Linked DNA regions of Homo sapiens: region 1 is linked to region 2. A link is a contact called in ENCODE Hi-C or POLR2A ChIA-PET data. All regions are on one chromosome and are shown on one strand. The core of a region is the stretch at or near the end of the contact, and the rest is flanking DNA. Distances in the headings are between cores, read along the strand shown.

Region 1 (3,784 bases), core at 1,005-3,504, 210 kb before region 2:
ACTGTGCTGGCGTGGAATTGTTCATCACTCAGTAGGTGGGGTCGAGGAAGGGTGGGGCAGGGTCCAGGCCAGCTGTCCTGCTTCCTTCCAAGGTGCAGGAACACTGGAAGGATAAATATGCTTCAGGGAAACACAGCTGGGCATATGCGCATGAGTGTGTGGATGCACATCCGGATGTGTGCACACCTGTGTTCCTGGACCAGCCAGAATCCAGTGGCACAGAGGATGTAGCTCGTTCTCAGAAGTGTCTGGGCCAGGCGTGGTGGCTCACGCCTGTAATCCCAACACTTTAGGAGGCCGAGGCGCGCAGATCACCTGAGGTCAGGAGTTCAAGACCAGCCTGGCCAACATGGCGAAACCTCGTCTCTACTAAAAATACAAAAATTAGCCAGGCGTGGTGGCACATGATTGTAATCCCAGCTGCTCGGGAGGCTGAGGCAGGAGAAGTGCTTGAACCCGGGAGGTAGAGGTTGCAGCGAGCCGAGATCCCACCATTGCACTCCAGCCTGGGCAACAGAGTGAGACTCTGTCGCAAAAAAAAAAAAAAAAAAAAAAAAAAAGAAAAAAGCATCTTGTATTTTACAATCGACGTTGGTGATAGTAATGATCCTTCCCAAGAACTAGACAGGTGCCGGGCTCGCCGACCACTGCAGCCCTTCAGGACAGGTTCTCCCTGCTGCTGCCTCTGGACACAGCGGGACACTTGGGAAAGTCCCCCTTGACCTCCTTGGCAATGCCAGATTCTAAATCCCTCCCTCATTATCTGCTGTGTTGCTCAGAGCCTGCTCGCCCTAGACTAACCTGGGACGCTTAGCAAAGCCAGCAACAGGTGAGCATCAGCCGGGACTCTGGAAATCAGAACCTTCAAATCGGCATTTCTTTTTTGAGACGGAGTCTCGCTCTGTTGCCAGGCTGGAGTGTAGTGGCGCGATCTTGGCTCACTGCAACCTCCACCTCCCGAGTTCAAGAGATTCTCCTGCCTCAGCCTCTCGAGTAGCTGGGACTACAGGCGCCCGCCACCACATCTGGGTAATTTTTGTATTTTTAGTAGAGACGGGGTTTCACCATGTTGGCCAGGATGGTCTCGATCTCCTGACCTCGTGATCCGCTGGCCTCGGCCTCCCAAGTGCTGGGAATATAGGCATGAGCCACCACGCCCGGCCTCAAATCAGCATTTCTAACAAGCTCCCTGCAGAGCTTTGTCCACACTTTATTACTCTTCATCTTCAATTTTTCAAAATTTGCTAAGCAGATGTTACAAGTGTAAAACTCCAAGAGCGGGAATTTCTGAGAAATGTGAAAACAGCACAGGTTGCCATGGGCAGAAAGTGCTGCAGTTACTGAGGCTAAACTCCTACCCCATAACGCAGCCCTCAGAGATGAGCCCTGCTTCTCCCACCTGGCCCTGCCCATCCCAGTGTCCATGGGAGATCAAGAGGACGCAGAGGGAAATGGGTGTGAGGGGTCAGGGAGCCAGGAGCCATGGGTTTGACAGTGACCTCGGTTAACTTTCTGGTCTCTCAATTTCCTCACCATAAAATAGAAGCATTTCTGGTCGGGCGCGAGGTGGCTCACCCCTGTAATCCCAGTACTTGGAGGCCAAGGGGCGTGGATCACCTGAGATCAGGAGTTCAAGACTAGCCTGCAGGCAGATCACCTGAGGTCAGGAGTTTGAGATTAGCCTGCAGGTGGATCACCTGAGGTCAGGAGTTCCAGACTAGCCTCGTCAACATGGCAAAACTCCATCTCTACTAAAAATACAAAAATTAGCCGGGCATGGTGGCAGGTGCCTGTAATCCCAGGTACTTGGAGGCTAAGGCAGGAGAATTGCTTGACCCAGGAGGCGGAGGTTGTGGTAAGCCGAGATTGTGCCACCGCACTCCAGCCTGGGGGATAGAGCGAGGGAGGGAAGGCTGCACTCCAGCCTGGAGGATGGGCGGGGGAGGGGAGGGAAGCGGGGGAGGGGAAGGAGGGGGAGGGGAGAAGAGGGGAGCAATTCTTTCCTAAGGCTTCTGTAAGGTTCCAAGGAGATGCTGCCAAGGAGGTGGCAGGATGCCTGGGAAAGGGCCCAACTACCCACAGAGGAAGCTCTCCTATTACCTTTGGGGGTAGGATTAAAGAGCAGGAATTGATGTCCCGTTGCCCAGGTGCCACAGCCGGGGGAGGATGCTCCCGCTCAGAGACAGGCACACATGCTACCTGAACTCACTGCTGCGCTGGAGGCACAAGTGAGCCTGGAGTAACACATGGCCTGCCAAGTCCTGATGAAGCAACCACACCAGGGATGGAAAACCGTGGCTCGGGCCGGGCGTGGTGACTCACGCCTGTAATCCCAGCACTTTGTGAGGCTGAGGCAGGCGGATCACTTGAGGTCAGGAATTTGAGACCAGCCTGGCCAACATGGTGACACCCAGTCTCCACTAAAAATATAAAAACTAGCCAAGTGAGGTGGTGTGCGCCTGTAATCCCAGCTACTCAGGAGGCTGGGGCAGGAGAATTGCTTAAACCCGGGAGGTGGAGGTGGCAGTGAGCTGAGATTGCGCCACTGCACTCCAGCCTGAGTGACAGAGCCAGACTCTGTCCAAAAAAAAAAAACCAAGAAAACTGGCTCACAGTGACCACTAACTCCACATGGAGTAAAACAAACTAGAAGGCTTTACTGGAGTCAGTTTTCATCCCAGGTCAATTTATATTCCATCAAACCACATAAAAATTGCCAGATCAATCTGACCACAGCCAGGAGGAGATGTTCCTGCTTGGAGACAGGCACATGTGCTACTTGTACTCGCTGCTGTGCTGGAGGCACAAATATGGTCAAATATGTTTGAATAGTGGCAATTTCACAGTGGGGTTCAACCTACAGCACATAAACGTGTATGAAAAAAGTCATCCATGTGATATGACTACCAACATATACCAAAAATTCTAGAATGGGAAGTAATCCTGGAAATGACTCCAGTTGGCCTATCTTAGCATTCTACCTCAGCAAACAACACCAACAAGGGAACAGGGCCCAAGGACTATGGTCAAGGAAGAGAACTTTCAGAGGATTCTGGACCTGAGATGAGGAAGCCCCACCTTCCCAGGCTGCAGGAGCCTGGCTGCAAGGACCAGGGAAGGCAGCTCCTGTCCAGCGGTGCCTCCACTGCGTCCTTCCTCGGGATTTCAGAGCCTTCTGCTAAAGGCTCCCCCACATTCTTCATTAGACAAGGGAGCCAGGACCTCATCTTCATTAAGACAGCCATCGTCTGGCAGGTGGGCTCATTCCCCAGCAGAGCTATGGACTCTAATTTTCTCCTCCAAATTATCAACTAGAAGCACAGCATGCAGCCAATATTAGAATGACTTGATGGTCTCCCGTGTCACGTTCACCCCCAGCCCAGCCCCCAATTCTGTTTGGCTCCAGGAACCACAAATACGCATTCCAGACAAAACTCGTGAAATTATACACAAGGCTAAAAAAAGGAACCTGAAATTGCAGGTGACATTTTAAAAACAACATATTATCTCAGAAATTGGGAATTTTCTTTGAAAACCTTAAACGTCACAAGGATTTTAACTATTATTTTTAGCACAGAAAAGGGGAGGAGCATTTATTTTTAGTTTAAAGCAGCCGTAAAGCCCCCAAATATAAAACAAAACAACAATGGAAGAAAGATGGTACATCCACAGAGGAGAGGAGCATCGGAGGAGGCTGTGGCTGCCACAGCCTGTCAGTTCTGTGCCGAGGAAGGAAGTGGAGTCTTAAATAGAATAAAGAAATCCATTTCAACGCAGCCGGAAA
Region 2 (3,803 bases), core at 263-2,762:
CTTCAGTGGCCTCCAACTGCAGACATATGAAAGCGAGACCCTTCCGCTGGAGGACGCCCTGCCCTCCTGGTAGGGTTCTTCCTCTAATCCAACCCCGGACTTTTGGTTGGTACAAAGCACACTACCGGTTCCAGCGTTTGCACAGGGGCACCTGGACACGATGCTCCCGCGGCTAGGGCTGGCTCTCGGCATCCACTAAGTTCAACTGCACCCCTGAATTAAGCAAACACACTAAGGAGGGCAGCCCTGCACCGCCCAAACACGCCGGCCCGGGCCTCGCCCCCAGCGGCAGCACTTCTCAGAACACGTCTTCAACGTCCAGCAAGACGCCCAGGCCTGGCCTGGTAACCTGTCAGGGGTCGGGTGGCGCCGACCCCGCCGGCTGCCCCCAGGCGTCTGCTGGGCCGGGACGCTCCGGCAGCCCAGGACGCGGAGGCACCGAGCCACTTTCCCGCAGGAGAGACTCTATTGTCCACGATCAAATTAACGCTGACGATCTATCTTCCTGGCGGAGCTCGCGGCGCGGCGGGGCGCAGGCGACGCTCGCCCGGCCTTGCAAGACAAGCAGCGCCGCAGTGCTCCCTCGGCGGAGCAGCCGCGTGCCCCGGCCGGCGTGTGTGGACACCCGCACGCACACAGCGCACACCCCCGCCGCGCCGCGGGCGTCCGTGCCTTCCCGAGGCCCCAAGGCGGCCCGGCCCTCACCTTCGATGGCGATGACGTGCTCCCGGATCTGGTTCTGCAGCACCGGCTCCTCCACGCGCTCCAGCAGCTCGTAGATGGAGTAGATGTTGGGGTGGACCGACTCGAAGCGCTGGATCTCGGCCCGGATGGCAGCCGAGTTGGCCAGCTGCTGCTGGTAGTTCATGGTGCAGGCGCCGCGCCCGGAGCCGCGCGCCCCCCGCCGCCGCCGCCCCGCGCCCCGGGGCCCGCGGGCCGCCGAGCCCGGGGCGCCGCAGCCCCCGGGGAGCCGGGCCCGCCGGCGGCGGGCGGAGGAGGCGCGAGAAGAAAGGCGCGGGCGGAGCAGGCGCGGGGCTGGCCCGCGGGCTCAGTTCATGGCCGGGACGCGCGGCCGGCGAGCGAGCGGGCCCCGGCGTCCCGGGTCAGCGGGCCGCCCGGGGGGAGCGCGCCCCCATGGAGCGCGCCGCGGCGGGTGCGGCCGGCCCCGAAGGAGGCTTGCTCGGGTGACTTCCTGAGCCGCAGCCGCCTTCCAGCCCTAGGCGCTGCTCCGCGGAGCAGCCATTAAAGCCCAGGCAGCCGCCGCGCTCCGAGCGCCGGGGCCGAGGGCCGACCCCTGGGCAGTGTGGCCGCGCTGCTCTGGGCTCCTGGCCGTGGCGTGGGTCCGCGCGCTGCGTACTGCGCCGCCCGGCGCGCCGGGGCCCCCGCGCGAGCCCGCCGTGCGCCGCCCGCCGACCTGGGACCGAGTCGCAGGCGCCTTGCAAGCCGCGGAGCCCGCTCCGAGCGCCGCCCGCCGCCTGCCCGGCCGGCCCCCTCCCTGGCACGCAGGGCTCCGGCCCACGTCGGCCCCGCCCCCGCCTTCGCCCTCGCCCGCGCCCGCGCCCGCGCCCCGCCTGCCCGCGCGCTTGCCGCCCTCCGGCCGCCGGCGCTGCGTCCTCCTCGGCGCTTCCCAGCGCGCCGGATCCCGGGGAATTGCGCCAGGCCCCGCCCCGCGCCTGCCTCTGGGCTTCCTGGGACTTGTAGTCCGCGCCCCCGGCGGGCCGGGCCAGGGGGGTGCGCGGGGTGTTCACACTGGGCCGGGGTGCGGGACCCTCCCGCCGGCCAGGCCCCGCGCCTGCCAGCTCCTGCCCGGGTTCTCGCGGCGGCCCCCGCGCCCCGGCACGGGGGAGGCTGCCCGGGAGTTCGCCCGCCGCGTTGTTGTTTGTTTCCAAGCGGCTGGCTCCAGGAGCCTCTGCGACTCGCCAGTGTCCCACGGCCTCGCTTGGTTGGCGAGCCTCCCCTTCCCGCGTTTGGTAACTTTCTGCCTCCTTTCTCAAAGTAGCACACGTGCTTTCCCTTAATACATGCGATTTCTTTCCAAAGGCGAAGCGCCTCCTGAGCCCATGCGGCGTGGGGGTCCACACTCCACGAGTGGACTGAAGTTTAGACAGGGGTGCGAGATGCGACAAAATACCACAGAGGCTTTCGAGGCATCCTTCTCCCTTACAATTTTTAAAAATCGAGCCGTGGATCTCAAGCTGCTGCCTCCTGAGCGCCGCTGCCTGCTCCACGGGGTTCCTTAGCCCCTGGACCGTCTGTCCCACCGCAATCCCCGATTTAGGTCATCCCCGGGGACCCCCCGCGGAGCTGGGACCGCACTGCAGCAGCGCTTGGAAGGCTCGTCTCGCCGCTTTGAGGCAAATGGGACCCTTCAGATTTGCGGAAGCACTGGCTGCCGGGCGGTCCCACAAGGTCCTGGATTGAGGACACTGGCTGAGTCCCTGCCCCCAGCCATCGGCGTGGTCTTTCTGAAACTCAGCCAGCCGGGCCGGCATCCCCGTTTAAAGCCTGCTGAGCCTTCACCGGCTCACATGCAGTTTGCTATGGCCTAAGCACCCTGGTATCCAGCCGTGTTGGCTTACTGGCTGGGCTCCACAACTTCCCAAAGATGTGCTGACATTTTTACCATTCCGGACCTGCTTGTCTTCTCCTTGACACTTAGGCACAGGTCATCACTCCATGCCTCGGGCTGTCCACGCATAAGTAACTCTAGTAACCAAGAGGCAGGCATGTGGCCTCACCAAACCTGACCTATCAGCAGCAGCTGATCACTTGCGCTCCTGGAAACCCCTTCTCCCAGTGCTCACCAGGGCTTCCTGCTGTGTTTCTGGCTTCACTGTCCCTTTTGTGGTTTTCTTCTACTCCCCTAACCTCTAAATATGGAGGGCCCCAGGGCTTATGGTTAGGCCTCTTTTCTTTGCTATTTGCTGTGATCGCCCCTGTCTTATGGCTTTGAATATCATACACAGGTTAATGAAGCTCATATGTATCTCCAGCTGTGACCTCACCCCTGAATAACAAATTCACATCCACCTGCATCCTCAACATTTCCTGAAGCCTAGCTGGTGTTTAAGTCCAGCATGTCGCCAGCTGAACTCCTGCCATCCCTTCCGGCTACATCTCCTAAAAATCTTCTCCATCCCAGTCATCGGCAACTCCAGGCCACCATTTGCTTAGGCGAAAAATTCAGTGCTGTCCTTTTTGCTTATCATTCTCTCATATCCCAAATGGTGTCAGCTCCACCTTCAGAGGATCCAGAATCCCACGACTTCTCACCACTCGGCTGAAGTCAGGATCATCTAGCTGGACCATCACTAGATCTAACAATTGTAATAGCTCACTGCTTCCTACCTGGTGAAACTTACAAAACCTACGTCCGGACTTGTCATGCCTTTTCTCAAAACCCTCCAATGACTCCCATCTGGCCTCGCCCCACAGGCATGAGCTCTTATCAAGAGCTGCTCAGGGGCTGAGCTATTCCCCTACTTGTAAGCTAACAAGTTAGCCTGCCACAATTCATGGATGCTGGCAGAAGACATGAGACTCCCAGATCAGAAACAAAGGACTTTGTTATTCATAATAGTAGCATTAGCTGGAATATCAGCATTTTCATGCACCAGTTTACTGAGACCCAATTCCCACGGGCAACATGAGGCCCAGGTGAAGCCTGTACTTGGAGTCAGCTGCCCTATACGAGTTTTATAAGTTTTTAACCCTTAGCTTAGAGAGCTCAGATCTTTCATACGGGCAGTAAGTGTGTCTGCCCTTCACTCCAGAGGGAGACACTGTTTTTATCATGGACAGTA

What was found. A loop is a pair of places that touch in the nucleus more often than their neighbours do. ChIA-PET counts read pairs that join two places held with the same protein, here RNA polymerase II (POLR2A). Pooled maps may share reads with other maps.
Region 1: a pooled map shows a loop between it and region 2 (5-fold over the local background). The contact joins the enhancer-like site here to the promoter of AGAP1 in region 2. A Hi-C loop is called at or near these places in 1 of 50 pooled maps. POLR2A ChIA-PET finds 5 or more read pairs at or near these places in 2 of 52 experiments (MCF 10A and PC-3).

What each region holds. Positions count from the first base shown.
Region 1 is chr2:235,701,746-235,705,529 of GRCh38, reverse strand. The region is part of intron 1 of AGAP1 (ArfGAP with GTPase domain, ankyrin repeat and PH domain 1); the gene reads right to left. Among named protein-coding and RNA genes, the nearest start is that of TNRC17, 190 kb to the right of the region's middle. Within about 2 kb of position 2,254, at least 12 of the 41 ENCODE cell types and tissues checked have a DNase peak (open chromatin) inside an H3K27ac peak, as active enhancers do; they include PC-3, where a contact is called at or near this core.
Region 2 is chr2:235,491,752-235,495,554 of GRCh38, reverse strand. It overlaps AGAP1 (ArfGAP with GTPase domain, ankyrin repeat and PH domain 1), which reads right to left and starts at 1,512. Exons shown (of 18, transcript NM_001037131.3): 1 at 706-1,512. The coding sequence starts at 868. RefSeq lists an enhancer at 1-258.